2 separate regions of the Homo sapiens genome follow, and region 2 is linked to region 1. The links are chromatin loops, found by intact Hi-C in ENCODE. Cell type or tissue: heart right ventricle. All regions are shown on one strand. Each heading gives the region's core, and the rest is flanking DNA. Links, peaks and the distances in the headings are about the cores only.

Evidence for each region. A loop is a pair of places that touch in the nucleus more often than their neighbours do. Peaks named below come from ENCODE experiments on the same cell type or tissue, not always from the same donor. Only the 100,000 strongest peaks of a DNase experiment are listed, where the experiment ranks them.
Region 2: a loop joins it to region 1, with 5 times the contacts of the local background. A loop is called at or near these places in 86 of 110 quality-filtered maps.

Annotation. Positions count from the first base shown.
Region 1 is chr3:122,943,000-122,959,273 of GRCh38, reverse strand. It overlaps SEMA5B (semaphorin 5B), which reads left to right. Exons shown (of 23, transcript NM_001031702.4): 3 at 10,565-10,768; 4 at 15,739-15,838. Among named protein-coding and RNA genes, the nearest start is that of LINC02035, 65 kb to the right of the region's middle. In heart right ventricle, for the core only: a CTCF peak has its summit at 6,470 (motif pointing left); no DNase peak of the experiment used is centred there; H3K27ac peaks cover 131 bases.
Region 2 is chr3:123,013,170-123,029,443 of GRCh38, reverse strand. SEMA5B (semaphorin 5B) reads left to right here and starts at 1,681. Exons shown (of 23, transcript NM_001031702.4): 1 at 1,681-1,980. RefSeq lists enhancers at 570-1,077, 7,680-8,344, 8,345-9,010. In heart right ventricle, for the core only: no CTCF peak of the experiment used is centred there; no DNase peak of the experiment used is centred there.

The sequences.
Region 1 (16,274 bases), core at 5,516-8,015:
GTTTTCCCATCCACGAAATGGCGACGATTACAATACCCGCCTCACGGGGTTATTGTTTGGATTAAACGGCATAATATAAAGAGCATAGACCACTTCTGGGTACACAATAACATGGTTGTTATTGTTGTTGTCACTGTTACTTAATCCTACTATTACTTAGTCTCTGCCGCGAGCTCCCTGCCCAATCTTGCTGTCTCCTCCCATCCTCAGTTTCTTCATCTATAAAGTACAGTGCTGAACCATGTAATCTGTGTCAGAGCCCTTCTTGTTAAACTTTTGGTCATCACCTTGTTCCTTTTATCTTCCCCATTGCAGCTGGAGGGATGTGGGTGGGACTGCAGGGAGGACTGCCGGAACACTCATGACACACATGCGTGACTTGGAGGTTTCTAGGAATATATGGAAGAGAGAAGAACTCAGCCCAGATTGCAGAAAGCAGAGGCAGGGGATGAAGTTGCCCCTGGGAGAGGGCAAGGGGGTGGGGGTAGGAGAGGCTCCCCATACCCTCCCCCCATAGATTTTAGAGCTAAAAAGTGCTAGGAAGGCTTTCCTCCCTCTGCCTTGCCTCTCTGGTCCAAATCTTCCCTCTGGGCCCCAGTCCCCCAGATGGTCTAAAAGGGAAGAAAAGAGGAAAATCCGTATCAAATCTGCTCTATTCAGAGCAATGGGAAGGCATCTGCATCTCAATCTTATCTTTGTGCTGAGTTGGGCTAAGCTTGGCCCCACAAGTGGTGAGTGATGTGTGGGTGGGAAGATGCCTTCACCACCCCCACGGAGAAGCCCACTTGTGGGCCACCATACTCGGTGGCCCTGGGCAGGGGCAGGAGAGGGCTGCCCCCACAATGCTTTCCCTTCCTGCCAAACTGCAGACAGTACACATTCTTCCCTGCTCTTGGTTTCCCCTCTATTTCCTCTTCTTTTATTTTCCTTCTCTTTTTCTCCCCCTTTCCCAGGCAGGAAGCCAAGTGGAGACTTTGAATGGAGGCAAGGATGGAGGGGACCTGGGGAAGAGGACTGGCCTGAATCACCTTCCCCAAAGGTCCTCATGGACTGAGCTGGAGGTGGGGACTAAAGGAAGCATCGCCTTCCTTCCCACCCACCCTGGCCCCTGGCTGTCAGGCCTGGGCTGGGGGAAGCTGCCAGGTGGCTGTCATCACTCTGGGCTTGGGGCTCCAGAGTCTGCCCTCTCCATCTGGAACCTCTAGAATTTGTTTCTCTGGAGCCATTCAGGACCTGGGAAAAACTGCCTCCCACAGCCCAAATTCACAGGAGGCTGGTGTGCAGCAGGAAGTCAGCTTAATAATTTATAGCCAGAAAGCACTCTCCCTAGTAAGGAAGCCAACTCAGAAAACCAAATTAAACTGGGAGGGCTGCTTGGAGAGCACTTGGAGCCAGGGCTGTGGAATGCAACGATAAGGCTGGGGCCAGTTTGTCCTCCAGGGAGGATGGTGAGTGTAGCAGCCCAGGGTGTGGGCTTATGCAGCAGACAGTCGCGGATTCAAATCCCAGCTTCACTGGCAGTGGCAGGGGGACCTTGGGCAAGTGCCTCAGCTTCTAGAATGATGCTTATGTGGGCACCTCTTGGCCTTCTTGCAAAGCTGCTGTGAGATCTTGCAGGGAAAGAGCTTACTTAGCACAGTGCCTAGCATGCTGTCAATATGCTCCAGGCATTTGTACTCAAGCCCCCATCTTTTAGGGTCGTAGGTTGTCTTTTTCTTCCTGATGACACCCTTTCATGGTTTTTTACACTAAAAAGAAAAGAAGTGTGAGGTTACCCTGGAGAGGACCTCCTTGTCGGCCGCAGTATGAGTGGCCGTGCTGCTCCTGCCTGGGTGCAGCTCTGTGGGCCACACGGCTTCCAGCCTGATCCCTCATTCTCCCTGCTTCTGTCTGGAGCCAAGCCCCACAGTTGGACTGGGGAATTCTCCACAAGGCTGCAAATTGGGCTGAGATCCAGCTGCATTCTGGGTGCAAGACCAGCTTCCCAATGTCTAGAGTTGCCCTGCTGACAAATGGCCTGCTCTAATCCACCTGTCCCCTTGCTCACTGCCACCAAACTTCCCAAAGCATGCACAGATCTGACCACATCTTTCTACTGTCCCAAACTATCCACAAATCCTCCTCTTCAGCAGAGGGAAAACTCCTGAATCTTTAGGTTTGTGCTCAAGTCTCACTGTGATTTGGCCTCGGTCCTGCTTTCCAGACTCATCTCCCTCTCTGCCTCTCTCCACCAGCTTCTCCAGATTGTCCAAGGATAGGCCAGAGCCAAGTCTTTCCCCTGCTGTGCCCTCTGTCTGGAATGCTCTTCGCCCCTGATGGCTGGGGAAGCTCCACCCTTGTTCCCTTCAAGAGAGTTCCGCCTTCTACGTGAGGCCTCTTAGACACCCGCCTGACTGCAGCCCGTCACCCGCTTTCCCAGGACGTTTTTTCCCTTTTAGGGCACTCACATCAGCTGCTTCCCGCTGCTCTACCCATGCATCTGTCTTGCTGGACGTTGCAGGAGAGCCGGCCCGATGCATCCTCGTGCTGAATGGAATGGTACCAGCAACTCAGCTGCTACCCACCCCGGGGTGGTCTGGGCGATCCCCTGTCTGAAAACGGGGGAGGGTTCGGTTGTGCAGGGGGCACCTGTTGGGAGACTGGTTTGCGCTCTGTGGGGGAATTCAGCTCTGATACACACTCTCTTAGCCTCTGTCTCCGTCATCCTTCGCCCCTGAGCAGAGGGCACCGGTCGCTGTGTAGCTGCAGGCCTCTTGATTGCTCCGGCCTTGGCTCCTGCCCCCACTTCTCTGCGCTCCTTCACTGTCACTCGCCAATTTCACTCACTCCCCCTGTTACAGCAAACCCTCTTCCTAATCTCTGTGCTGGGAAAATGAGCCCAGGAGAAGTCCCATACAAGGTGGGGAGGCCTCAGGGGGCGTGTGCATGGGCGTGCATTCTCTCACACACATGCGCGTGCATTCACACGCCTCCAGGCACCATAAGAGTGACCCCAAACCCAGAACCCACAGGGAACTGGGACAGCAGCGTGAGAGAAGGCAAGAGAAGCTCTGGCCAAAGATTTGGGAAAATGCTTTCTTCACTGCTGAAGATTTCCCAAAATAGCAGGAGTTGGCTGGTGCTGCATCTCCCCTCCCCCACTCCTAGAGCACCCTGCCCCAGCTCCAATGCCAAGCAGGCCCGAGGCAGGGCAAGGCACTGGCCATCTGTGCCCCCTTCCCCATCCAGACCCGGGGCCATGGGTCGCTGTCTGTGCTCACTGGAGACATGTCTCCTCTCCTCTTTTAGACTGTAAGCTCCTTGAAGGCAAGGACCATGGTTTTGTCTTGTGAACCTCCCTCCTCCCCGCTTTCTCATCTATACAGGGCCCAGCACATAGTAGGTGTTCAGTAAATGCTCAGTGAAGTATTATGTAAATGAATGAACAGATACTTAGGTAACTAGTGGAATATGTTTTACATATACTAGTAAACTAATATTAATGGATTTCATAAAGAGCCTACTCGGTACCAGACTTAGTTCTGGGTGTATCAAAGCAGTCTCTCTAAGCAAGAAGCTATTAACCTTATTTCACAGGTGATGAAACCAAGGTTTGCAACCAGGTAGAGCAGCCTCCCAAGCTCAGGGCTTTCTATGATACTATACAACCCTCGGGATAATTGGATTGGCTATGCACTGCTGGTGGGGAAATTCTGGAATTATTTTAACATCAAATCAGACAGACGTGTTAGAAATAGAAATTTCTGTTTGTCTTGGGAGTATTTGGTTGTACGTATGAGAAACCAAACTGTATGGGATAGGAATTATATTTAGTTAATATAATTGAGATGTGAAAAGCAAGGGCTTAAACTAGTTGAGACTGTATTATTCGCTAATAATAATAGCACTTATACAATGCCTACTTTGTGGCAGATGCTGTTCTAGGCCTGTTAGATAAAAATAACTTATTTCATCTCCACAACAGCTGTGAGCTGGGTGTTATTATTCTCCCCATTTTGCAGAGAAGGAAACGAGAGACACAGCAAGCATAGGAAAGGAGTCTGGAGGTAGACAGAACAGAGCTGGCTCCATCTTCAACATTCCAGGTTCCACCTAGCTTAGCATATGGCTAAAGGTCACGTCCTTTGTTTTTTTAGAGACACGGTCTAAAAAAAAAAAAGAAGAAGATGATGACTACTCAGGTAGGCTCAACACCTGCAATCCCAGCATTTTGGGAGGTTGAGGTGATAGGATAGCTTGAGTCCAGGAGTTTGAGACCAGCCAGGGCAACACAGTGGACTCTGTTTCTACAAAAAAAAAAAAACAAAAAACAAAATTGCCCAGCCTGGTGGTATGTGCCTGTAGTCCCAGCTACTCTGGAGGCTGAGGAGGGAGGATCGCTTGAGCCTGGGAGGTTGAGGCTGCAGTGGCTGTGATCATTCCACTGCACTCCAGCCTAGGCGGCAAAGTGAGACCCTGTCTCAAAAAAAAAAAAAAAAAAAGATGACCACCCCACAGGGCCCATATTTTTCTGTTCCAGTTTCCCCTGCAAAGACTGACTTGATCTGCTTTGCAATCCTTAGCATATGGCTAAAGGTCACTTACCAGCTGCAGATGGCTACTGTGGCACCATTCCTCCTATCTGCCAACCACTCTGGAAAAAGGGAAGCCCTCTTAGAGCACGTCCCTGTAAGCCCCACTGACAACCTCCTCATTCATCTCATGGGCCACCTCTTCCTGAAAGACTAGGAAAAGTTTTGAGCAGGGCAGGTTGCCTCCTGCCCTCATGAAGCAGAGGCTCCTTTAGAAAGGAGGAAGGCGAGGACAGACTGAGGAGGCAATGCCTGTTGGCAACTCCTAGTCTGACACAACTCCAACGGGATTAAGTAAAAACGGGAAATTTTATTACAAGGGTCTGGGAGTGGGGGTGGCTCATGGAAGTAGAATGTATTTAAACCTCAGGAAAGGGCTGGAACAGGGAACTGGAAAGCTGTCAGCATGCCTCTGTCTCCTGTCACTGGTCTTTGTCTTCAGATTGTCCTCAGCTCACATGGCAGGTAGCAGAGAACTGCCCCACGGTGGGCACAGAGGCTCATGCCTGTAATCCCAGCATTTTGGGAGGCTGAGGGATTACTTGAGGCCAGCAGCTTGAGGTTACAGTGAGCTATGATCATGCTGCTGCATTCCACCCTGGTTGACAGCAGAGTGATATCCCGTCTCATAAAAACAAACAAACAAAAAACAGAAGAATATGACCACCACACACATTTACATATTCCAGTTTCCTCTATAAAGACTGACTTGACCTTGGGGGTTCACACACCCACATTGCTGTGGGAGAGACCTGAATTGTCTGTTTTGATCACATGACCATCCTGGTATAAGCAGCTATGGCTGGGATGGGGACCCCATGGTACATATGAGGCTGCTGGGGCCTACCCCTTTGACCATAAATGGAGGGGAGATGATTTCCATAGATAGGGAATTCTTGGGAGTTGGGAAGTCACCTCCCAATTCTAGAACTTGCCTCGAAAAGTCAGACCCCATAACATTTCCAGTGATATGGGAACCAATCACTCTTCTTTTTTCAGTATGATACCTGCAGTGGTGCTGAAATTTGCAAAGCTGCAGGCATAGACTCCTTGCTCTTGCCTCACCTGGAGCGAAGGTAATTGAGTAGAGGAGATCCCAGATCTAGGCCCTGTTCCATCCTTTCCCCACCCGTCATGTCCTGTCCTTCCCTTCTCTCCTGAAACAGCAGACAGACGTGCTGTGCTGGGGCCGAGGTGGACACAGTAATATTAATCTAGCAATTACTGATTCAAGAGGGAGTTGGAGGACATATTTACATAAAAATCTAATGAGAATGGAACTTCTGCTGCAGAACTTAGGTACCTTAAGGCCTGGGGTTCAGGGTAGGAGAAGAGGCCCAGGATATGCTCCTAATTCGGGCCCCTGGAGCTCAGGATCTGGCCACATACAGGGCTAGGCCTGGGGCTCTGAAGCTGGTGGTCAGACCTGGGGCGGGGAGGCAGAGAGGCCTGGGAAGGGAGCACAGGTTAGCGGGAGGGTGGGAAAGAGTGAGGGGAGAGGAGGGCAATTGTCCTGGCACCTTGGCTGTTCTTAGGGGCTGACAAGAGAAAAGCCCCAGCTAAGGGCTAAAAAGCTGTTATTTGCATATGCATTGAGTATCCCTAATGAGGTGTTCTATCAGTCAGGGTCCCCCCAGGAAACAGATGACATACTCACTTAGGGCAATGTGAGGGCAGTTTAATAAAGGAACTGTTTACAAAGGTGTAGGAAGGGGGTTTGGGAACCATATGGGATAACTCCCTGTGCAGTACGCAGGGGCTGGTAAGCAAGGAGGCGGCACCACCCCTAGTTCTGAAGGGAGGACAGAGGGAGCAATTTCCTTCCCAAGCCTGGAAGCAGACGAGCTCTGGTCTGTTGAGGGATGCAGCTGTGCTCACTCTGCTGCCTTCTCCTCCCTCTGTTGGCCAAACCCAAGCAGGGCCTCCTTGGATGCAGTTCCCCCACATCCATCCACCTCCCTGCTGGCGCAGAGCAGGGAGGAGGAGAGCCAGGGCAAATGTGGAGGTGCAGGCAGAGGGCATCCAGCATAAGTGTCAGAGGGCAAAAGGAAGTGCTCCAGTCCCTGTTCCTCTTTCCCCAGAGCACCAGAATGACTCATGCTAGTCGATCACTCAGTGTCTGCCAGGTACTGCCCTAGGCCTTTTAAAGGTAATAACTCCTTTCCTCCTCACAACTGCTGAAGAAGTTGTTGTTGTTATTATCATCCCCAGTTTGGAGAAACTAAGGCAGAGAAAGGTTAAGTGTTTTTCCCAGAGTCACACAGCTAGCAAGGAGGAGGACTAGGACTGGGCCTCGGGTTGTCTGGCTCCAGAGATTTGGCCTTGCCCTTTGAATCCCTCTTCCCCAGCCCTGTGGCCTTGTTTGAGGGGCCAGGGGTCAATGTCAGGAAAAGGGGTTGGTGGGCTCCAAGGATGGACAGCACGGCGAAACCCCATGCCACAGGACGGACCCAGGCTAGCACTGAGGATAAATTCCATGTGAGTGACGGTGTGAAAAATCATTCAAGGGAGTAGGTTTGGATCAAATCTCCCTCCCAGAGGGTCTCTGCTAAGAGGAATGGTTAGGCCCTTCTGGGGAGGAGCAAAGTATGAACGAGTTTGAGCCTGAGGATAAGGGGATCAAAAAGGTGCTGTGGGTCCTAATTCCCTGTGGGGTGCAGACCAGGGAGGGAGTGGGGGGAGAAGGGGTCAGTTGGGTGCTCTGGCTTCGTGCTGTTATTTCCTTGGAGGCTTGCAGCCATTCAGTGATGGGTATTATTCCATTTCACACACACGTGAAGAAACTTAGGCAGGAAAAAAGTAATCCTACTGTAATTTTCCAGACCTGGAGTAAGGTAGGGGCAGTAGGAAGGGAAGAGAGAGGAAGGGTTGGGGCAAAACTCTTAGAGCAGGAAGGAGCCCCAGCCCTCTAGTCCTCCAGCTTCTACCCTGGGAGCTGCTCATCAGAATCACCTGGGAATTCCATACCTGCCAGCCCAGGACTCTGCCCCCTCAGGGGGATGATTCTGATTCACCCCAGCTCCTGTCAGGGATCCCTAATCTAGTTCAACCTTTCATTTCATTGCTGAAGAAAATGACACCAAGGAGGTCACTCTGGGTTAGAGACCTTTGCGAGACGTAGGGTCAGCGGGGCTTGGTGACATGTTAGACAGACTAGCGAAGGAGAGAGGAGGTGGAAGGCGACAAGTTAGACAAATGTTAGGGCTTTTCCAGGAGTTTTAGTGAACCCAAACTAGTTGTTTAAAAGTTTCTTAAATCTTAAAACTTTATTGAGTAGCCAATATGTTTACCTGGTCACAAATGAAAATAATATAAAAAGGTATTTACTGAGAAGCCTTGATTCCCATTTTGCTACTTATAGATAACCTACAAAGATTAGTTTTGTTTTATTTTTCTAGTGTATATCAATGCTAATATAAGCAAATATAAATACATGTGTTCTTATTTTTACTGTCTTATTTTCACAAAAGTTACCATGCTAATAAGCTGTTCTGCATCTTGCTTTTTTCACTTTTTTGATACGGATATTTTTCCATATCAAAACCTACAGAAAGCCTGGGCAGCAGAACAAGACCCCTCCACTTACAACAGAGCATGCCCCTCTAGCCAGGCATGATGGTGCATGCCTGTGGTCCCAACCACTAGAGAGGCTGAGCTGGAAGGATCGCTTGAGTCCAGGAGGTCAAGACTGCAGTGAGCCATGATCGTGCCACTGCATTCCAACCTGGGAGACAGAGCAAGACCCTGTCTCTCTAAAAATAAAATAAAATAAATAGAGAAAATCTTCACACTTTTTAACAGCTGCATAATATTCCATTGTGAAGATACACCCTAGGTTATTTGGGCAATCTCCTGTTTCTGAATATTTGGTTGTTTTCTGCCTTTCTGTTCTTTCAAAGGATGGCACAATGAACAATCTCATTCGTAAGTCACTTTGCACATGTGCAGGTGCCTCTGTGGTCTGTTTTTGCCTCTCAACTATCTGTGAAGAGGCAGGTTTGATTTTTCAATTTACAATCTGTCACAGATGGATACTTACGTAAAATTCAATAAAAGTAAATTACTAGAGAAATGAATTGAAATAAAACATGCAACATACAAACCTGAATATTTTGTTATTAGATTCAATACACATAAAATTACTCTGTCAAATTATTGTAAAGATTTTTAAACACTGACTCTCAAATCTCTGCATTTCTGTGACTGTGGAGTTGTTCCAGTGTGTGAATTGACACTGGTTTGTGGAACACACTTCAAGGAGAAAGAGTGTAGACTCAAAGAATTAGGTTGCTAGGTCAACGGGTAAATACATGGGTGGTTTTGCCAGATATTGCCAGGATCACCCCACAGGGATTGTGCCATCTTGCACACCCCAACCCCTACAGTAGTATATGGTAGTGGCCCTCTCCCCACTGCTTCACCGGAAGACTGCAGCAAGTAACTTGGATTTTTGCTAAACCCATAGATGAGAAGTGGTATCTCAGTCTATGTTTTAACTTGTGTTGCTCTTGTTATGAGTGAGGATAAGTGTCATTCATATTTTAAGCCCTTGTTTGTATGTATATTCTTTGCCTATTTTTCTACTGGATTGTTAGTCTTTTCCTTCTTGATTCCTAGAAGTTCTATAATCACCCGATGAATTCATCTTGCTCACTGTCCAGAAAAGCCAATGTATTGAGAACAGCGGGTTTTTGCAATAGAGAAAGAACTTAATAGATGCAAAGCCAGCTAAGCAGAAGGACAGGAGTTTATCATTATTCAAAGCAGCCTCCCCCAAAATTTAAAGGATAATTTGGGGAGCAGTGGGGCTAGGGAGTGGAGAGTACTGATTGGTTAGGTCGTGGATGAAATCACAGGGAGTTGAAGCCTGTCTTCTTGTGCTGAGTTCAGTTCCTGGGTCGGGGGGCCACAAGGTCAGATGAACCAGTTTATCAGTCTGGGTGGCATCAGCAGATCCAACAGAATGCAGGGTCTGAAAAATACCTAGAACACCAATCTGAGGTTTTACAATAATGTTATCTATAGGAGCAATTAGGAATCTTGTGACATCTGGCTGAATGACTCCTGAGCCATACTGTCTTATAATGTGGCTAATTTGTTAGTATTATAAAGGAGATCTGATCTCCAAGCAAGGAGGTGGTTTGCTTTGGGAAGGGGCTGTAATCTTCTCTGCTTCAAAGTTAAACTGTAAACTAAATTCCTTCCACAGTTAGCTTGGCCTAGGCCTAGGAATGAGCAAGGGCAACTTGCAGGCTGGAAGCAAGATGGAGTCTGTTAGGTCAGATTTCCTGCACTGTCATACTTTTTGCAAAGGCAGTTTCAGTTCTTTATATATTAGGAATATTAGTCTCTTGTCTGTGATATGAATTGCAAATATTTTTTCTAGTTTGTCATTTTCCTTATGATTTTGATTGATGTTGTTTTTGGGGAGAGGAGGGGGAAGTGCAGGTGTTTGTTTTTTAATGTAGTCAAATTTATCTATCTTTTCTTTGATGGCTTCTGGATTTTGAGCCATGGTTTCCCATGCCAAGATATAAAGGATCCTGCCTGAATTTTCTTCTAGTATTTTTATGATTGTTATCCTTAACATTGAAATCTTTTGTCTATTTGAATTTTTTCCTAGTATATAAAGTATGAGTTATGGATCCAGATTTATCATTTTACAAATAGCTACCCATGGCCTCAGCTCCATTTATTAAAATCCCTAAGATACTACCTTTATCATTAAAACTAATTTTAAACCATTTGGGATCATAAATAGAAAAGGCACTATAATTTGTCAGTTTTGTACAGAATGCTATTACAAGGGAAATTAGCTTTCAGGGAGTGATCTATATCTTCGCATTTACTAGAGCAGAGCAAACTCTGAGTAACATAAATACAATAGAAATTTATTTTTCAAATCCTGTGGGGGCACTGTAACCACAAGGAAATTGAGGGAAGTGGGCCCAGTTGGAGGGAGCGCTTGGTGAGACTGAGTGTTTACGTTGCAGGTCTTCTCCCCTGTCTGCCTCCCGGAGCTAGGACTGCAGAGGGGCCTATCATGGTGCTTGCAGGCCCCCTGGCTGTCTCGCTGTTGCTGCCCAGCCTCACACTGCTGGTGTCCCACCTCTCCAGCTCCCAGGATGTCTCCAGTGAGCCCAGCAGTGAGCAGCAGCTGTGCGCCCTTAGCAAGCACCCCACCGTGGCCTTTGAAGGTAAGAGTTGCTTCCTACTTGGCCCTGTCTTGCAATGGCCGTGTCCTGAAGGACTTAGGTCAGACCTTGGCAGGATGTTTCTGGCTGTTGGATGTCCTTGGGATGTTCATTAACTGCTGGGTCCCGTCCCGGGGTCCTGAGACTCTTCCTCTGGTGCTGGATGTTTTAAGAAGGATGGGCAGCAATGGGCTGGAGGGGTCTAATTTTTGTCTCTCCGTAATTTATTCAGGCCCTTCATGCATGCCAACCTGGGGTAAGGGGAGTCTTTTGCTAGAAAAGGAAGTTGTGGATGCCCTGGCTGGGGGTGGCCAGGGGTCTCAGCATGACTCATGCATTAGGAGGTGCCTGGAGATCTCTGGAAAGCTTCCTTCTGCTCTAAGGGGCTGCAGGGATCCCTCTCTTTAGGGTCTTGGGAAACCCCGGTGCAAGGGCCCTGGTGACTCATAACTCCTTCTATTTGTCAAGGGAGGGTATGAGAAAGTCCTATGAAAGTGTTTCCCAAACTGGGATCTGTAAATCACTGGACATATTCCAAGGGGTCTGTAAATTCTTGATAAGAGTTTCTAAAATTAGTATATACATTCTAATACTTGCTAAAAAAAAACAAAACAAAACACAAATACCAGACATTCTCTCACGATCTGTTACACAGTTTGGGGGGGGTCATGGTTGTGTTACAGTCACATTAGTACTTCTTGAACCACCACCTACTTGGCAGCTCACACTGGGATCTGCAGATGTAGTCTCAGGGGTTCCTAGGTTCTTAAGTTTGAGGGACACTGGCAGGTTTCCTCCTCATAGTAACCCTGTTGGGGAGGCAGTGCCAGGAGATCGTCACTGCCTTTTACAGATGGGAAGGCCTAGGCATGGTGGGCCAGAGAGGCTTGTCAGAGCCAGTCCTCAGTTCTGGGCTCCTGATTCCACGTGCAGTGCTCTGTCCACTGCCCACTGCAGAGCGATCCGTTGCTCTATGCTCTGGTGGCCCATACAGGAGGACATGCGGAGCCCCATCCTGCAGGAGTGGGTGGGGTAAGATGGAACCCAGCTGGAAAAATCAACCAATGAGGCCTAGGATTTGAGAGGTGGGAGAGGCAGTATGAATGAGAGTCTGGGGGTGTTGTGGAAGGGTGGGATTCCCAGCTGTGGGTTGGCTCCTCTCAGGGAGGAAGGTTTCCAGCTGTCTTCTCGGCGCTGTCTTGTTTGAGCTGGGATCCAAGGCTTTGAAGGCTTAAGTGGATTAAAGTAAATTAACAATGTCCTAAGCCTGCAAAACTCGTGCACACCCTCAGACTTCTGATGGCTCCTGGAGTGCTGGTGGCTGTCACTGAAGAGGACAGAGGGGGACAGAAGGAGTGGATTCTTAGGGCTAGCCTCCTCACACTGGGGCCTCTGTGGCAGCTCCTAATGAAACATTTCCTCCCAGGGGCTTTGTTGGGGGCAATATTGGCTTGGCTGAGTCTGGGGGCAGGGACATGGAAGGAGAGCTGGGGAATCCCTGTCTCCCGACCAATCAGGTCTCCATCTGTGCAAATTGGGTTGGGGGAGGAAGTCAGAGAGGTGGGAGATGTCTTCTGTGTGTGCCTGGGTTCCTTGAGACCATTTTTGACCCTCAGGTATGCATTGAATGAATCTGACTTCTCGCCCCATCCTCCTACAGAATGAAGGAATGCCCCTCTCCCCTTCCCCATTCTGACAGCTTTGAGTTTTCCTATCCGTTTGCTGAATTTTTATTGGGCCCTGCTTTGTGCCAGGCACAGAAGGGGATGCTGTGGGGCCTCAGAGGTGAACAAGAGTTTCCTCTGCGTACCTAATGATCTCGTATTGTTGGTTAAAAGTCACTGCCTTTGGTCCCTCAGCCCAGCTGGTACTGGTTCTGGTCCTGGACCAGGACTGGTTCTCTTGTGTTCCCACATCCCTTAGCACAGCTGAGCACACAGTAGGGACTCAATTCATGCTGGGCAAAGGACTGTGCTCTGGGGATGCTGTGTTCAGGAGAAGTTGCCCTAATCAAGGACAGCACCAACCCCAGCCTCCAAGCCCCCTAGGATGTTACACTTCCTTTCTGACCAATCTGTAGGCTGCCAGCCTTGTAACTGTGAGTTTCCCTCTCCCCTGACACCTGACTGAGCTGTGAATAACCCCTAAATACCCTAGAGGAGCTGCCAGTCACAGAATCTGACTGCTGTTTTTCTGTTTTGTAAGGCTAAATTTTCCCCTGTGGGTTTCTCTTAAGGGGGGCCAAGCTGTGTTTCTCTTCAGCCTGCATATTCTCTCATTTGCCAGTGTTACCTTTCCAGGCAGCAGGAGAAGCCAGCCTGGACTTAACAAATGACGGTGGTTAATCCACAAGGTGGGTAATTGAATTGACTATAATTAAAATCACAGGCGTGTCATGGAGAATGTCTTTTTCTCTTAAAGTCACCGTCCAAAGCCTTTGCCGCACACAGAGCTCGGAACGTGCTTGGTGTTTTAAAGACAGCCTTCCCTCTGGTCCCCTTGGCCTGTTTAATACGAGCAGGCTGGTTCCCTTCCCAAGGCCCCCCTAGGATCCCCGTGCTATGCCCGGCTCCTTCTCTCCCCACTTCCCCCATCCCCCTTGCCCATGTGGGTGAGGGCTACTGGGAGAGGGACGGAAACTGGAAGAGGCCACCACCCTCCATGCCCCCACCCCCACCTCCCCATTTTTATCCCATCTTGTACCCTGTTTCCTCTTCTTTTCCCCTCCTCCCCAAGAAAGGGCCTAAGTGAAGACTGAGCTGGGAAGTCCCCAGATGGAGTATCTACTGCAGACCCGTCATGCCACCTCCTCCCTCATTTAGCTGCCTACATCTGGAATGCCCTTGTTGAAAGGGAAGGAGGAAATTAAGGTGCTTGCTGCTGTTAGGGAGCACCCAGTCTCATAGGGACAGGGAAGACCCTGCCCTACACACACAGAAAATATTTGACCACATTCAGAGTGGTCAAATACACCATAACATACAATGTGAATGGAATGGAAAAATAGAGAGAATGTGGAGCAAAATAAGATCAGGGTGGAGAGGTTGTAATCCAGGAACGCTTCCTGGAGGAGGAGGATCCTTGGTTTCATTTCTAAGGTAATGTAATATTTATCCAGGATTTCTGAGAGGTCAGCTAAAAACCTAACCCACCAGACTCCAGATCCACTTCTTATCCTATATTGCCCAAAAGCCATCGTGACTACATGACAATTCTTGCCAACCTATAGTCACCAACCTATAATCACCTGCTGGGGGCAAAGGCAGGCCCAAGGGGTTTGCTTCATTTTGCTGCAGAATTTCTTTCTTCTTCTTTTTTTAATCATGCCTATCACAGTTTTCTGAAAAACATCCAACTCACAAAACCTCCAGTTCTCCAGGGAGCGATTAAATGTTTGCCTGTCGTGCAGAAATGAAGGGCTGCTTTTACTCTGTAGTGGAGGGATAATGAGCAATGATTTATTTCCTTTGGATTACACACACACAGACTCTCTCTCTCTCTCTGCCTCTCTCTCTATCTCTCTCTCTCTCCTGGCCCTTCTGTGAGTCAGTTGCTAAGGCACTGTGGGGAGAAAGCACAGTGCCTCCCATTACCCTGAATCTTTACCAACAGCGGCATGAAAGTTCCTCTGCTCCATGGCTCTCTCCTTACTGCTGCCAATTCCCACCCATCCATGGGTCATGCATAGGCTGAGGGAGAGCTATCAGGAGGCTGTGAATCAAGAAGGGAGAAGTGTGTCTCCAGCAGGAGGGAAACCGGGCGAGTCAGCTGGCACTTTCTAAGCAGGCCCTCCCAGACCACTCCCCATCCGCCCAGAGGCCGTGAGGTCTCCTCTCTGCCCACCCAGTCCCTTTGAAAGGCCTTGATTGGGAACAACCTTCCTTGGAGGCAGGGTGGACACTGACCGCCCAATCTCTGCACCTCCCACCTCTGCAGAATCTTGTCTGAAAATCCAATTCCCCTCATACAAGAAGGAATTGAGGATTATTCATATATTCGTTCAAACACTGCTAGGTGCTGGACTGAGCCTGGAGATCTAGGAAGCAAAGTCTTTCTTGGCCCCCAGGGCAAACTACCAGGCTAGACACACAGTGTGGCAGTAAAGTAGAAGACTATGGGAGCCCTTTAGCCTGGCTTGAAGCAGTCAGAGAAGGCTTCTTGGAGGAGGTAGGGATGGGGGTGAACAGGAATTGTTCCATCAAGGGAGAACAGAAGCACAAAGGTTTGCAGGCTCTTGTGGGATGGATTTGGGGAAGTGTGAAGTGTTTTAGTGTGGCTGGGGTGGAGAGTTTAGGGAATGTAAAAGGTGAAGCATCATTCTTTCAGGGGATCAGTAAATAATCACTGTGCCAGGCACTGGACTTGGGAGGACAGTGGACCAGAACCCAAGGGCCTTCGCAGGAGTTGGACTTTTCCTGGGGGTAGTTGGGAGCTATGGATGGGTTCTGGGCTGGAGAGTGACATGACCACATTTGCATTTGAGAACAAGCGTTCAGGTTGCTTTGTGGGAAAAGGACTCGAGGGGCAGGCCTGGAAGCCAGGCTGGTTAGGAGGCTGTTGGCACTGCTCCAGACAAGAGCTGGTGGTGGCTTGGATGTAGGTGGGATACAGTGGGAAAAAAGTGGATGGATTTCAGAGGCAGTGTAGAGGTAGAACAGGCAGGATTTACCAGTGTGTACTTATGTGGCTAGTGAAGGTCTGGGGGAAGTCAAGGGCGAGTATAAGTATCCCTTCATGCCTCTGTGGGGAGGGTAGTGCCCTCCTCTGAGCTAAGGAGTGTGGCAGAAGAATGACTACAACACCCACTCCCAAGTCCCTAGGGGCACACAGAGGTGGGCAGGTGGCACCAGGTCTCCCGGGTGCCACCGCCCCACTTCCCCCTGACTTTCACCCTTCTGTTCTGTGGTCTGCTGCGATGCAGCTGGGAGCCTCTGGCCCAACAGTAACCACAGGGTTGCCTCTCCCTCCACCAGACCTGCAGCCGTGGGTCTCTAACTTCACCTACCCTGGAGCCCGGGATTTCTCCCAGCTGGCTTTGGACCCCTCCGGGAACCAGCTCATCGTGGGAGCCAGGTAACAAGGGGCAGAAGGGTCGGGGTGGGAAGTGCAGGGGCTTGGAGCTGGGTAGAGGGAATATTATTCAGGATGAACTCACCTGGGCAGCCCCGCGTGCTGGGCCCCATCCTCTCTGCTGGGCCCTCTCCTTGTGGATGTCTGTCCCCCCACAGGAGGAAGCGTGTTTCGGCTGGGTGGGGGTGGGGGTGACTCTTGACCTCGCAATCTCAGCCAGCTGCAGGCCCCTGTGGTTGGCAGTTAGTGAGAGCAGGGACGCCTGCTGGCCACCTCCTGCCCGGTCCCTGCCTGGTCCCTGCCCGGCTGTCAGAATGGTTTTCTGGGCCAATTCCCCGGGAGTTCCATGCAGAGAAGGTGCCCAGGGGCCCCCTGCCGGCCAGCCGGCGGCCTGCACCTGGGACGGCTGGGTAGGGGTAGAACCTTTCCCGAAGGACCT
Region 2 (16,274 bases), core at 5,468-7,967, 70 kb before region 1:
CCTATCCCTATCTCAGCCTGGGACTCTGGGAGAATGGTCCAGAGCTCATTGTCCTTGTTGATAAAATGATAGATTTGGACTCAATATCCCATGCTGCCTCTTCCAACTTGATTTTTACCCCAGACTGGGCTACCAGACTGGTATGCCCACACATGCCCGTTTCCTTTCTTTTCTTCTCTGCATCTCTGCCTTTGTGTCCAGAGCGTGTTTTCCCTTTGCAAGTTTCTCTCCATTCTGCACATTATGAGTTTCAGCATTTCTGTTGCCCTAGAAAGTCTATCTTTGAGATCTTGCACTGTTTCTCTTTTTACAGTGTCTCATAAACTCCCTTCTTGGATTCAGAACCACCCTTTCTTTCCCATTATCCTGTCAAACTGCTTCTTGCCATGGTCCAGGGGTAGGAGGATGGCAGGCAGGAGGTGCTTCTCTGGGGCTCTTAGTGTCTCAATTCTTCTGCTTTATCTGGGTTTTCCTTTACCCAGAATTTTATTATGTAAAATGCTTCACTCAGACTTTGTTCTAATTATCCAATTTTTGGCATACTCTAGAAAGTCTTTTGATATTTTCCTTCCTCCAACTTATCTATTTTTATTTCATAGTTCTCTTTGGTTATCTCTTAGAATCACACTTTCCTGGTTTTAATTTTTCAAATCCTTTGTCTTTCTCACTCGTTCTTAGGTCACCTTTTTTTACATTTTCAAATATATTTTTTGTTCAGCAGAGGGCTCCCTTCCCATCCCTCTTGCAGCCCGGGCAGCTAGGATTTGAAGCTTGCCCCTTGAATCTTTCTCTCCCGCCTTCTAGCCATCAGAAACACTAGATCACTTAAACTTGTAAACAATTCGGCCTCGCTCCTTGTGATTGCGCTAAACCTTCCGTCCTCAGCTGAGAACGCTCCACCACCTCCCCGGATCGCTCATCTCTTGGCTGCCCTCCCACTGTTCCTGATGTTATTTTACTCCCCGTATCCCCTACTCGTTCTTCACAATTCTGTAGGGTGCGTATTACTAACCCCAGTTTACAGCTGAGGAAACTGAGGCTTGGAGAGGTTCGCTCGGTATCGTACAGTTTGCAAGGTTAACCCTAATCCGGCCAGTTCTGGCTTTCCAGCCCAGCCCAGCAGCCTAGCCTCCCTCTCTGCCGCTGCAGGTTATAACGGCTCTCCCCCGTTTTACACGAGGTCCCTTCCCCTTCAAATCCACAGGCAGGAAGATCGTTCCGAACTGACGGGGCTGGGGAATGTGGGAGTCCGGAGTGGGGTTTGGGGGAGCTTCCTCAGGCCCTGAGTGTTGGGGTGGGCAGGCCGCGCCGATGGCCCTCGGGGATGTCACATTCGAGATGGGGTGACCGAGAACGGCAAGGCGGGATGTGGCAAACGGCGGCAAGTGCTCGGAGTCCTAGGTCTTGCCGCCGGAATGCCGGCCGGGGAAGGGGCTTCGGCCCACCGGGCTGGTCACCACACTCGGCAGGCCCGGGGCGGGAGTCGGCCGAGCAGCCGCGGGATGCAGGGCGCCCCCTCGCGCTCCTCCGCGCGCCTCGAGGCTGGCGGGTGCAGCGCCCGCCGCGGCAGGTCTGCTCCAGCCCCCTCCTCTTTTTCGCTCCCGCTCCCCTCCTTCTCTCCCTTTGCTTGCAACTCCTCCCCCACCGCCCCCTCCCTCCTTCTGCTCCCGCGGTCTCCTCCTCCCTGCTCTCTCCGAGCGCCGGGTCGGGAGCTAGTTGGAGCGCGGGGGTTGGTGCCAGAGCCCAGCTCCGCCGAGCCGGGCGGGTCGGCAGCGCATCCAGCGGCTGCTGGGAGCCCGAGCGCAGCGGGCGCGGGCCCGGGTGGGGACTGCACCGGAGCGCTGAGAGCTGGAGGCCGTTCCTGCGCGGCCGCCCCATTCCCAGACCGGCCGCCAGCCCATCTGGTTAGCTCCCGCCGCTCCGCGCCGCCCGGGAGTCGGGAGCCGCGGGGAACCGGGCACCTGCACCCGCCTCTGGGAGGTGAGTCCCGGGAGCCCCGGGCGCTTCCCCTGCGCGGGTTGGGGCTGCAACTTGCAAACTTCAGCAACTCGGGTGGGTATCGGGGTAGAGAGGTAGGGGTCCGGGCTCTGGCAAGTTGAAGCCAGGTAGGTGAGGCTGCGGGCGGGAGGACAGGGGGTCCCCTGGCTTCCGCGCCTCCCGCTGCCACCTCGGCTTGAGAGCCCTCATCGCTGCTGCGTTCCCGCCGCCAGCCAGCTTGGGTCCGGGTTGCACTGGGCCCTGCCAGGGCTGTGGTCGGCGCATCTGGGCTGCAGCGGCGATGGGGACCCGGGACCCAGGCCTGGAGAAGGAGACGGACGAGTGAGGCTGAGGGACGGAGGGACAGAGGTGCGGAGATGGAGGCTCAGAGAGGGCCGGCTAGTAAACAGCACTGAGGGAGAGTGCGGGCGGCGAGGCGCGTGGGAACGCGTGGCCCGCCCAGAGTGTGAAATCTCCCGCTCAGGGACGTCCCTGCTCCACCGCCGCCGCCTGCGGAGCCGCCGCCCGGATTCTTCCCAGACCCGCCTCCAGGACACTCTTGCCCTGACCAGGCCTGCGGAGCGTGAACTCTGCCCACCAGGCTCCAGGGGCAGTGGCTCAGGGCCCCGCACTCCCGGCTGGGAGGGTGGAGAGGGGTGCGGCAGCTGGAAGCAGGGACGCGAGCGGCGATTTCCCGATTTATGTTTCTCATGGTAATTTGTCTTTGTGGTTGGGGCTGCCCATTCACTTTCCGCTCACGTCCTGCGGGAGATCCAGCGAGGAGGGAGGGAGCGGGGGGCGCTCGGGCACAGAGAGGGATGCAGACGGGAGAGGGGATCGGGGACCCGCGCGGGGCGGGAGCCAAGAGGGAAGTGGTCGCCGGACCGGCGGAGGAAGAAGGCGAGGCTCGAGAAAACCCGGCCCAACGGAGCCGACTCCTTTGCCCACCGCAAACTTTAAACAAGGAGGAGGATCACCTGCAGCGCCGTTCTGGCCCCCTCCTCCCCGCCCCCGCCCCCCACCTCGAGCCCAGTCTTTGGGTAGTTCCGACTGCCCGCCGCGCCAGGCGGGAGTGGGCCGAGAGTCTGGATGGGGAGAGAGGAGCGCTGGATTCTGCCCGCACCCCTGCGATCCTGCCCAGGCTTTCTGCAGAGGGGCGGGGTGAGAGCAGCAGGAGCCGGGAGGGCGGGCTACCCTGGCATGCACTCCTTCCCGGCCAACGGAATTGGGACTGAGGGTTTGGAAGCTTGCCTGTGTCTAGACCTCACCACGATCCTACCTTCTCTGGCCCTAACCCCATCTTTTTCCTTCAGCCCCTAGTGAATCCGACCTCCTTCCGCTTTTCTCAGGCACCCCAACCCACTTCGGCCTCGGGGCCTCTCTCCACAGCCCTCCCTGCCTGCTTGCTCCTCGGCCTCCCCACTTCAGCTCATCTTTTTAAGCCTGTTCTCTTCTTGACAATCAGCAGTGGCCTCTCACCTTTTCTAAGCCGGGACAGATGACCTTGAGGAAGGGGCAAGAGGGGAACTTGAACCTTGTAACTGGACCTCAAGATTACGGAAAAGGGGGGCAGATTTGAAAGCAGCTTGGAAAGAAACAGCCAGTACCTTTCCCGAAGTCTAGATTTTCAACGGAGGAGGAAAGGAGATAAAATATAGGAGAGATGGGGGAACTTGCCACTTGGTCACTCATGGGGCGGTGAGAACTGTTCTGGGCCTTGGGGCGTGGGGGTAGACCACTCGGGGCAGGGCTGCCTCTGGCTTGCTGTGTTGGGAAAGGTGTGTGTAGGTGAGTGTGGGTTTCAGGGGGAGCTCTTTTCTCCATATCAACACCTATCACCACCAGTTTGGGAAGGAATGGCAGATCTTCCATCCCTTTTCTTTTTCCAAGCAGCCAGTGCCAGAGCCTTCCTCCTCCAAAGCCAACAGTAGCGACCATAATCATCACCGTGGACATCTAACACTGTTTAAGCACCTACTATGTGCAATGCACCATGCTAAATGCTGGTAGATAAAAAGAGGTACAGGGCCGAGCCCATGCCCAGAGAGGTTAGTAAGTTCACCAGTTTGATCCTGAGACACTTGTCTATGTGTTTGGGGAGGGAGAACATGGAGAGGAACATGCAGTGGCTGTACAGGCAGCAAGGTGCCTGATGACCCAAGGGTTTAGGAGAGGAAGGGTTAAAAAAAACTCGATGACTCAGGTGGGACAGAGAGCTGGGCTTATTGACTCTGCCCTGAGATAGGACAGCCAGCACCTCCTTTCCCACTAGGGAGGGGAAAAAGTTCCTTTACCACTTCTAGTGCCAGACTAGAAAACCAGAGAAGCCGAGAGGTCCAGCCCAACACTGTAGATTGCTACCTCCCCATTAGGACTGGAGGAGCCCCAGAAACTTTCTTGTCTTAGGATGAACTTCCTGGCTTGTTTGAAAGACCCTACAGTGGTCACTTCTTATTGAGACTCAAAGCTGGGAGAGGCCCTGGAGATTGTCCATGTCAGGGGAAGCACAAATTCAAATGCCTACAGAGGGCAGGCAGGTCACAGTGTGTTGATCAGGCAATTAGAGTGGCCCAGCTTATGGACAATTGGGAGTTCAAAGCCAAACTGGCCAAGTGAAATGATCCTAACAAAATCAATTAACAGCCTTTAAGTAGCCTGACCCCTTATATCTATAGATAAAGATATTAAGATTCTAAGAAGTGAGCTCATCTGCCTTGGATATACATGTTATCTTGTCTCCCTGTACCTTGGGGATTGACTGGAATATCTCATGGCCTGGTTCTACCTCTGACCTGTTGGGCCCTTGGCTCACCCTCATTCTCAGGGCCCATTAAGATTCTTCTGTCAGATGATAAGTTCCTTGAGGGAGCCATCTTGTTTTACTCAAATCTGAGCACATCACATCCATTGATATAAGGTTCCACATGCAGAGCAAAGACTGGATTCAGATCTCCTGTCCCCATTCCCACTGGGAATCCAGTGGGTGTAAACCAATTTTATTTTTTACAAAAAAGAGAAAATTCAACCATAACTTTTTGTTTCATCTAATGTAGCAATAGGGTTAGATGAGATAAGACTAGAAGCTCACATTGGATGTTTGCAGATTCCAAGGAACATCCAGAAAGCCCTGATGCCTGAGTGGGGATCTAAAAAGAGGGATGGGAACCCATCAAGGGGATAGAGGAACAGCAGACATTTATGGATGGAGTATGTGTATTTAGGAAGATGATGCTATTGGGTCCAATTATTTGAACACTGACCATAACACTCCCGTGCTTAGTCTTGGTCACCCTCTTATATCCAATGATCTGAGTTAGCAACTCATTACCAGCCAACCAGTTCACCACTTTCATTGATGACTGAGGTGGTAGAATGGACAAAGAAGACAAAAAGACAAGATCCCTGATTAGAAGTGCATGCCACCTTGTTATGTTATATTGCCTTAAAGAACCCAGAGCTGAGTTCTGGTGCCCCACCACCTATACCCTGGCAGTAGACAGATGTTTCCCATGATCTTCAAGTGTTGGCTTTGTCACTGCCTGGGTACAGGGTAAAAGAGACCATCCAGTGGCAGTAAACTCCTGTGTTCACTCACCTACTATGTGCCAGGCACTGTTCTAGGAGCCATGGATACAACAGTAAACAACACATGCCTCTGATCTCCCAGGATGGGGTAAATCAGCATGACTAAGGGTACACAATTATCAGCATTGCCTCAACATCTGTGGTGATTTACTGTGGTGTTTTTTCCCCTGTGGGTTTGTCTGGGGGACCTGACAGCTAATGTGGAGTTGTCCAAAGGACTTGGAGTCCAGGGTTTTGGGGGAGGGTGAGAGGGCTAGGATCCCATCACCTTAGCTGTTTCCTAGTTCCAAGTTCCCTCTCTGTGCCTCAGATTCCTCACTCATCAAAGCTAAACACCTACTTTGTACCTGTGGTGTAAATAGATGCAAAGCCAGGCTCCTGGAGATCTGGGCATCTGGAGCTCTGGGGATGCACAAGTGCTTGGAGGGAGTGTTACTTATACTTAAAGATCTAAACCCCAGTGGGTTCTGGGGACCATCTTTTGCCTCATTCAGTCACCTTGATCACTAGCTTGTCTTCATTTCGTGTGTGTGTGTGTGTGTGTGTGTGTGTGTGTGTGCTGGAAATAGTTACTTCTAATGAATGAGTTTTCTTTACATTCAGATCTTTCCATATGAGTTTACCTATCACTAAGTTGGCCTTAAATTTATGACAACACTTAACTAACTTGGTCTTAAATGTATGGCAAGAGGCCAAAGCAAATGCCTGGACTAATGGAATTTCATTGAATTGACAGAATTGAGCCCTTCATTTATAGCTTGTGTGGACAACACCTGGATTTTTCACTGGCATCGTGCTATACTTTTGCAAACCCCCCTCTCTGTGACTTTTGGTTTGATGACATCTGCCTTAGCTGAGGAGATGATCCTCTAATGGGTAATCTGGAACAGGATCTTCGTGTATGCCATTCTCTATTTCAGATGGATCTCCTCCAATACTCTCCTTCTGAAGAAATTTCCTTTATAACCAGCTTGAATGCTAGAAAATGGCAGGGAGAAGTTCCAGCTGAGAGTCGAGTTCTGAAAGGAAAGGGACAGAAGGGTGCTGAATGTTGTGTGGCTCTGCCATGATACTTCCCTTCCCTTCTGTTTTAGTGAGCATGAGAGATGAAACCCAAACCTTGCAGAATGGCCTCTCAGTCCTGATTTGAGTGGGGGACTCACCAGTGAGAAATTATTCGACTTGGTGGCTTCAAAGTGGAATAAAAAATGAAGATGGTTTTCTGTCCAATTTGCTGCTGGGCACAGGAGAGAAAGCAGAAGGAGGGACCTCTGGGATGGGGACTGGGTCAGGAGAGTTTAACCTTGAGCTCTCTTCTTGGCAGTTGGTCTGCTGATTCTCCTCCACTCTCTGACTTGAAATAGAAGGACAAGGATTCCATCGGGCTTTCCCTGAGTACATGAAAGCTTTAAAGGCAATGCTGTATGTGCTGAATCCCGCCATGACACTGTCCTCATTGTTCTGCGTTTAATAAGGATGACTTAATCAGACTTGCGCATGGAACTTGTTTGAATTTGAAGCCTTGTCGATATTATCAGAGTATCTTTCATTTGAACCAGAAATGTCCTGGCCAGCATCTTCTGTGATGGGAAAGGTTGGTACTTGAAGGATGTTTAGTGACCATCTGTCCTGCCAGTCCCCTGAGGATCAAATTACAGGTTTCAGTTACAGAGTGGGGAGGCTGGGTTAGAAATGAGGGAGGCTTTTCTGCTTGAGCACCTCTGCCAAACCACTGGGTTCTTCATCTGTGAAAGGGAGGTGTTCAGAAGAATCTTAAAGCCCTTTCTGGCCCTCAAGTCAGTGGTTTTGAATGGATATTGCAGTCGCTTCTTGATTTTCCAGGAGTGGCTCGTTGACTTTTCTGTGGATTCTTTGTGGGGAATGTGAGTCTCAGGATAGTTTCCAGTTACCATCCAACCCCCCTGTTGTTAACCCATCTGACCGACTGCCAGTCACTGCATCTTCAGAGAATGCATTTTCCTTTTTGCCTCAGCCTGAGCCAAATATCATCTGGAAGGTAACTCTGCTGTATATTGAGGCATACATGTGCATATAAACATACATACATATATGCACATATAAATGTAGATGAAAGGTATTCCAAATCTGTGTGTTACCGGCTGACCATTGGATTAACCGCAGTTCTGTCCGCAGTTTCGTTCCCTGCCAGAGCTGATGTAAGCCCGCCCTGGGAGGCAACTTTAGGGAAATGGCTTGCAGGGTAACAATTTAGATCCATCCCTATTTGCCAGTCCCACTGGTCTACCTGAGCCATAGCTCCCTCCCTACTGCCCTAGCCATTGTCCGGAAGGCCTCCCAAGAGCCCCCCTGTTAGGAATACAAAAGAGCTGCAGTTGGCTCTTAATTATTCAGGGACAAGTGTGTGAAGCACCCAACTCAGGCCTCTTCTTTCCCTGCTTTCGGTGCCTTGAGTAACTCTATATCTGTAGTGAGTAGCTGGGGCAGATCTTATCATTTCATACAAACTTTTGTTTCTAGCAGCCAGCTCCCTCTGCTTCTCTTCCCTCAAGGCGCCTGGGGGAAGCTAGGAGCCCTCTCTGAGAGGCCTCATCCACTCAAAGCAGACTGCTTTTAAGGTTTACACATTGCCCTGTTGGTTGGTGTGTATTTCTGCCCGAAAGCAGGACAGAAGAGGAAAATACCACTAGCTCTGGCTGATGCAGGGTCAGACCCCTGCAGATTTCCCGGGATCCGGGCTTTCTTTCCTTCCTCCTTTGGTAGAGCCTGGACTTTCAGTGTTTGGCATCAGGGATACCCTAGGTCCCATCAGGAGTCTAAGTGTAGAGCAGTGTCCTTGTGGTAAAAGCTCCAAACAGGCAAGGTCTAAAGAGCACTTACATGAATGTCCCCAAGGCTGAGGGTAATGTTTCTACATAGACCAGGTGCCTTGGGGCACATGCTCCCTTTCAACAGCTCTCCAGGTTCCAGAGTGAGACTTTCCTCACTTTCCTGCTGGGCCCTGTCCAGAGAGAAGAGGGCTGTGAAGTGGGGTGAACAGCCTCAAGTCTACCTCTGTATACAGGTAACCGTGGCTTGGTCCAGCTCAACACATAATTCACTGGCTTCCGTAAAAACCACCTGCAGAGCTTTAAAAAATACAGACTTGACCAGCCCTATCCTAGACCTTAATTAAGATAGGATTTCTGCGGGGGGAGCCTGGGCACTGGTATTTTTTTGAGCTTCGAATAGGCAGCCATGGTTGAGAGCCACTGACCTAAATCTTCTTTTCTAGGCTCTACCTGGCCTCATGCCAATGGCATGCAGAACCTCTTAGCCCTCAACCCTTCTAAACAGCCAGGTCCTTTCTAATGGGCACCAGCTATAGCTCCTGGCATCCAGATCATAGCTACTGTTTGTGTTCTGAATTTAATGACTTTCTATTATAAGCTGATTGTGAGAGCTCCTGTCTGGTTACTTCCTTTTGGTCATTTTTTTCTTAAAAAGCATTTACAAAAGTAATGAATATTAATTCAACATTTTTGTATGTTTCGTCTAGATAGGTATGTAACCAAATTGTGATTGTACTTTTTGTAACCAGCCTTTTCACTTAACAGCATATTGTGATAATTTCCCCCTTCCTAAGTATCCTACTAAGATGGGCTTTATAATGGCTGCCTGGTATTCCATCATACGGATGCGCCATAATTTATTTAACAAACCCCCCGTGGTTGGACATTTAAATTGTAAACCATTTTTCACTATTATAAATAATGCTGCAGTGAACATCCTTGCACATTAATCTTTGTGCCTATCAATGATTATTTCCTCAGAACAGATTTCTAGAAGTGGAATATTGATGCTTTTTCACATGGACCATTTAGACCGTTTTTGACTGACTTCCTACAGCAATAAAAAGTTTTTGGATTCAGAGTTTAAGAAACACTTTTCACTGCTCTCCTCTGAGGCTTCGCGCTGACTGCTTCCCTGTCCCTGATTTGAGGTCAGAATCCCTTGACCTAGCCTTGGTCCTAGGCTCTGCCTCCAGATCAGTTCCACAGAATGCTGCCTCTCCCTTCATAGGAACTCCTAGGCTCCCTTGCCCCCACCTCCAGCATCCTTGTTTTTCCTTTCACCTGCTCAGCCCTTTCATCTTCGTACCTCCAGCCCCTGAACCATAACACTCAATGCCTTCCAGCTAGTGTTCCGTAAAAACAGCTGTGGTTTATACAGTTGTTACTATACAACGGCCTGGTAAACTTTTTATGTGCATTATCTCTTTTAATCCTCAGGTGCCTTATGTACACATTTAAAAAAAGATTTATTAATTTATTTGAGACAGGATCTTACTCTGTCACCCAGGCCGGAGTGTAATGGTGCAATCACAGCTCACTGCAGGCTCACCCTCCCATGCTTAAGCCATCCTCCCATCTCAACCTCCCAAGTAGCTGGGACCAAATGCATGCATCACCATGCCTGACTAACTTTTGTGTTTCATGTAGAGACGGGGTTTCTACCCAGGCTTGTCTCAGACTCCTGGGCTCAAGTGATCTACCTCCCTTGGCCTCCCAAAGTGCTGGAATTACAAGCATGAGCTACTGTGCCCGGCCCACATATTATTTTTATCTCCACTTTCCTCATGAGGAAACTGAAACCTTGAGAAATAAAATGATTTGCCCAAGGTCACACAGCTAATAAGTAGTAGACCTGGGATTTAAACCCAGAGCCTACACATTTAACCACTACATAGGCTTTTCTCAATCCTCTTGGTGTTAACTCTTGGCTTGTTGTCAACAAGTTGTTCACAAATATTCCCTCAGCATCCCATGGACATATGCTGTGTCTTTCTCCAGCAGAAGAGGGGCATTTCTCAGTACAAATAGCAGTAGAGTGGGGATGCTATTCATCAATGCCCCCCTTTCCTTTTTACTTCCTGGGTCATGTCCTCATCCCTTTATCCAGGTAACCCATGCTAGAAAACTTTTCTTGCTCCTCACTGACCAGCTGCCAAGATTCCAGCATGCCTTGCAGCTGAGCAGGTCCAAGTTATGACGTATTCCTATTACAGCTTCTCCAGCCAGTTGGAAGAATTTGGGTGCTACTTTCCCAGTATGGAATATAAGGCTGTCAGGGAGGCATGCTATAGTCATGACAGGGGATAGGCAGTCTGACTTCTACTGGAAATCAGATACTGTTTAAAGTGGAGAATTGGATGTTGGGGACAGACCTGATTTGGTTGAGGTCCTGAGAAAAAGATCTGAGGGGTTTAATTGTGCATAGGCTTCATCAGAGCCGACAAGGTGATGGGGTGGCTCAAAACAACACCATCTTAAATGGAGCTAAGAGAAATGTGGGGTCCCGATTGGGTTCTTCCTGGTCATTCTGTGCTTATTTATGAATATGGATTTGAGAGGGGACCCTGCCCAACTCAAGTGTGCTTCGTGGAGGGCATCTGGTGTCAGGAGGAGGTTGGGAAGCCTAGCCACAAAAGGTCTGGTGAAAGAAGCTCCTCTGTTAAGACAGGGAGAAAACGCTGAGGGTGACTGTGGTCAACCACAAAAGAAGCAGGACTTCCTATGGAAAAACATACTCTTCAGCTCGGGAGAACCAGAAGAGCCCAGAGTGAAAAGTACAGGAACCTAGGTTTTCTAGAATGAGCATCTTCCCAACCCGATGGGTAAACAGATGGGTAAACAGTAAACTGTTTCAGCACTGGCCAGCAGTTCTGCTGCCTGGTTTTTGCAGGACTCCTGCCCTGGGAACAGATGGTCATCCAACCAGTGTACCTCTATGTCTTTGCGGCTCTGAGGCTGGAACACCACTTCCTTTCCTGATTTCTTTAGAGCAGGAATTCTCAAAGCGAAGCCCCTGACTCGTGGCATTAGTGCCACCAGAACTCGTTAAGAATGCAACAATTCTTGGGCTGCACCCCAGACCCACTAAAAAGGTTCAACCAACCTTTTGCTGGTCTGGGGTCCAGCAAAAAATCCTTTTTTTTTTTTTTCTTTTTTTGAGATGGAGTCTCACTCACTCTGTCGCCCAGGCTGGAGTGCAGTGATGCAGTCTTGGCTCACTGCAACCTCTGCCTCCCAGTTTCAAGTGATTCTCCTGCCTCAGCCTCCCAAGTAGCTGGGATTACAGGCACCCGCCACTGCATCTGGCTAATTTTTGTATTTTTAGAAGAGATGAGGTTTCACCATATTGGCCAGGTTGGTCTTGAACTCCTGACCTCAAGTGAAACACCTGCCTCGTCCTCCCAAAATGTTGGGATTACAGGTGTGAGCCACTGCGCCTGGCCAACCTGTGCTGTTAAAAGCCCTGCAGGTCATTCTGTTGCATGCTACAGTTGGAGACACTGCTTTAGACCACATTAGGTCATTCTTTCTGTTGCTGGATGCTTGTGGTGCTTATTTGAAACTCACAACCTGCAACCCTTTACTAGGGAAGCACTAGAGAACCTTGGAATGAGTATGGGTTTGAAAATGAGACAGACTTGGCTTCAAACACAGCGTGGCTGCTTTTTGGTTGTGAGTTTTGTATAAGTTCCTTTCCCTTTCTGAGCATTCTTTTCTTTTTTTTTTTAACTGTAAGATGAGGTAGGGCTGTGTTTAAAGGAAGATTAAATGAGCTCATTACTTAATAATCCTAGAAAGTACAGTCAGCCCTCTGTATCTGTGGAATCCATGTGAGGATTCAACCAAACTTGGATTGAAAATATTTTTAAAAAATGCATCTGGGCCAGGCGCGGGGGCTCATGCCTGTAATCCCAGCACTTTGGGAGGCTGAGGCGGGCAGATCAGAGGTCAGGATATCAAGACCATCCTGGCTAACAGTGAAACCCCATCTCCACTAAAAATACAAAAAATTAGCCGGGCGTGGTGGTGGGTGCCTGTAGTCCCAGCTACTCAGGAGGCTGAGGCAGGAGAATGGCGTGAACCTGGGAGGTGGAGCTTGCAGTGAGCCGAGATCGCGCCACTGCACTTCAGCCTGGGTGACAAAGTGACTGCGTCTCAAAAAAAAAAAAAAAAAAAAATGCACCTGAGGCCAGGCACAGTGGCTCACACTGGTAATCCCAGTGTTTTGGGAGGCTGAAGCCAGAGAATCACTTTAGGCCAGGATTATGAGACTAGCCAGAACAACAGCAAGGCTCTCCCTACCTCTACAAAAAAAGGGTTTTTTAAATTAGCCAGGTATGGTGTTATGCACCTGTAGTCCTGGCTGCTTGGGAGGCTGAGGCAGGAGGATTGCTTGAGCCCAGGAGCTCAAGGCTGCAATGAACTGTGATAGCATCACTGCACTCTAGCCTGGGTGACAGAATGAGATCCTGTCTCTAAAAAAAATTAAATTAAATTAAATTTTTAAATGTATCTATGCTAAACATGTACAGAGACTTTTTTCTTGTAATTATTCCCTAAACAACACAGTATAACAACTATTTACGTAGTACTTACGTTGTATTAGGTGTTACAAGTAATTAAGTGATGATTTAAAGTATACAGGAGGATGTGTGTAGGTTATAGGCAAACACTACACCATTTTATATAAGGAACTTGAACATTTGTGCATTTGAGAATTTGCAGGAGGTCCTGGGACTGGTCCCCCAGGTATACTTAGGGATCACTGCATCTTCTTACCGACATCACAGTTGCCTTTCCTACAGAATACTGTCTTCCCAGTGAGTTTTCCCTGAGCCCCTCAAAGAGAGGTCTGGGTGTAGGTTCCTCTGTGTCCCCTCACAGCACACACCAATGTGGGGCTCCCTCAAGTTAGGGATCAATTAAGGCTTGGGCTGCCAGCTCCCTCACTCCCTGGACAGTGGAGAGTCAGGGCAGCTTTCCTTCCCACCCCTCATCCTCCTGGGACCCTATTCTGTGAGCATGAGCAGGTTCTTCCCTCCAGTGGACCTGGGTCTCACCAAACCTGATCTTCTGAGGCCTATGAGTCCCTGTGTCAGCACACAGTTTAATCTGCCGAAGCCATAGATGAACAGTCTTGAGGCCCAGACATCGCATGGTGGCCTCTAACTTTAAATAGGTAAGAATCTCAAGTTGCTGGTGTCAAGCCAGGCTGGGAATGTGAGTGGACCCTCTTTGGAGCTGCAGGTTGCCTGAGTCTTTGGCACAAGTCTCTACTGAGTGGTCAGCAGGTGGAGTCTTGAGTTTCTCAGAGACAGAGAGCTCAGGTGCCCATGAGACGGCCCATTTGATGTTTTGGGTGACAATGCCTAATATAATTATTTTATTTCTCTGAAGTCTGTTTCTCTCCCTGTGGGTTCCATCTCTTCTCGCTGTGGCTGGGTGTTCATCCCTCTTCCATGCCACAGTTCTTCAAACATTGGAAGTTGATGAGCCTGCCACCTCTTCCCCAGTTCAGCAGTCCTCCTCTGGCTTGTCTCTTCATCTCTGGGCATAGGACTCTGAAGATCTCCCACTTCTCTACAGTTGAGGTCTCCAGGACCAAAGATGGCCCTCCAGGTGAGGCCTGACCAGCATACCCGTATGCTTAGCTAGTGCATCTCCTGTTAACATAGCCTCAACTCTGATCTGGCTGTCTTTAGCAGCCACACAGCACTGCTGATTTCGACTGAGCTTACAGCCAACCAGCACCCCAGGGTCTCTTTAACATAACGCACTCAGCCACATCTTCCCAATTTTACCTTTGTGTTTGTATTAGTTTTCTAGGGCAGCTGTAACAAAACACCCCACACTGAGGGGCTTAACAACAGAAACTTATTGTCTTCCAGTCCTGGAGGCCAGAAGTCTGAGATCAAGGTGTGGGCAGAGCTCCTTCTGAGGGATATGACAGAAGATCTGCTCCGTGCTTCCCTCCTGGCTTCCGGTGGTTTGCTGGCATTCTTTGGTGTTTCTTGTTTTATAGAAGCATCAATATAATTTCTGCCTTCATCTTTGCAACATGTTCTCCCTGTGTGCGTGTGTGTCACCAAATTTTTCCTTTTTATAAGGACACCAGTCATATTGGGTTGGGGCCCACCCTCCAGTGTGACTTCATCTAACTACATCTGCAACAATCCTATTTCCAAATAAGGCAATAATCTGACATACAGGGGGTTAAAACTTCAACCTGTGAGCTTTGTGGGGGGACACGGTTCATCCTACAACAGTGCTGCAGCTTTTTGACCTCCTGTTTCGAGACTACATTTTTCCCTAATTTATTTTATCTTGAAAAAACCTTTCCAGCTGATGAAGATATTTCGGATCCTGCCTCTGTCAGCCAACGTATGTGCTATTGCTCTCAGCTTCAAGTGCTTCTTGTATATTGATCCAAGGATTTGCTAAGAGGTTGAATGGGGTGGTGTGGGTTGGAGCTCTGCAGCATGGCCCCTGGACACTTCCCTGCAGGCGGCCAGGATCCATTGCTAAGCCCCCTTGGGGTACAACTGTGCAACCAGCTATATGTCCCACTAATGCTACTGCCTTCCAGCTTCCTCTTTCTAGCTTATACACAATGATTTCATGAAGAGCTTGTCGGATGTTTCATTTAAGATCTGCTTGATGGGCAAACCCCATTTCCCTTGTCTACCAACATCTCCTGTCAGTGGAGGAGATGCGCTTTGCCTGACAGGACTTTGCTACCAAACACACGCTGTCTACTGGTGATCTCAGCTGCCCTTCTCAAATGCCCACTAGCCTTCGTTTAGAGTCTCTGCAGGAGGCACATTGAGTTCATCTCTGTGGTTTGCAAAACCCACCTCAGACCCCTTTCTGGTAGTGAGGACTGTGTGGCCCACTGGAGGCCTCCCAGCCGCCCTAGTGCTTGCCAGGATCCTGTCAGGATTCCCATGAGATCAGGAATCTACAGCTGTTCTGAGCCTCATTTGCATGTTCCCTGTTCCCTAGATGTGTGTCCCGGCCAAGTGGCTTGAACACATTCAGAGCAGCTGGAGCTTCTGTAGGCCTCTCACCAGCCTCCGGCTTGGCCCTCCTGTGCCCAAAGCTCCTCTCACCGTTTCCTTCCTGTGGAATGGGGAAGACAGAAGCCAAGCTGGAGACAGCTGTAGGATGAGCCAGAGAAGCCTCCCAGATCGATGAGCAGCAGCCTTGTTCCCCGTCAGCATCCTTTACCCTCCAGCTCCCCTCTTCCCTGAAGCCTTTCCCTCTCTCCTTTCTATTCTGGCTCTTTGACTCCGTGGGGAAAGCACATAAGTGAAGATGGGGTGTGTGCTTCCAGAGGCTGGATGGGAATGCGTGAATCTGGCTAGATTGGGAGCAGGGAAGAGAGCTAGATGTGAGGGCCTCAGACACTCTGCTGAGGAGTGGGGCTTGGAAGCCAGCTTGGAGTGGGAGGAAAAGCCGGGAGCCACACAGACTGGGTCTCAACACCTGCTTTGCCATTTACTGTTAGAGTGGCCTTTGGGCAAATTATTTCTCCTCTCCAAGGCTCAGTTTCCTCATATGTAAAATGGCCATCATACCTACTTCAGAAGGTTGTCATGGGAATTGAATGACACAAGTTCCTTTCTGTATAGCAGGTCACCTGGAAAAGTACCTGGGACCTCAAGGTACCAAGTGAACCGGTCCTTTTGCAGAGTGGACTAGCGAGCTGGAGCCCAGGACTCAGCAGTTTGCAGAAGCGGGCGGGTGTTGTGAGGATTTCCTGGTTTCCTGAGAGCTTACACTGTAGCAGCCTGTTTTAAAAGCTGCATGTGTTTTAGCTCATGAAATTCCTCACAGCACCCCCATTTTACAGATGGCATGACTGAGCCAGGCTGAGATAGGAAGGTATGAGATAACTAG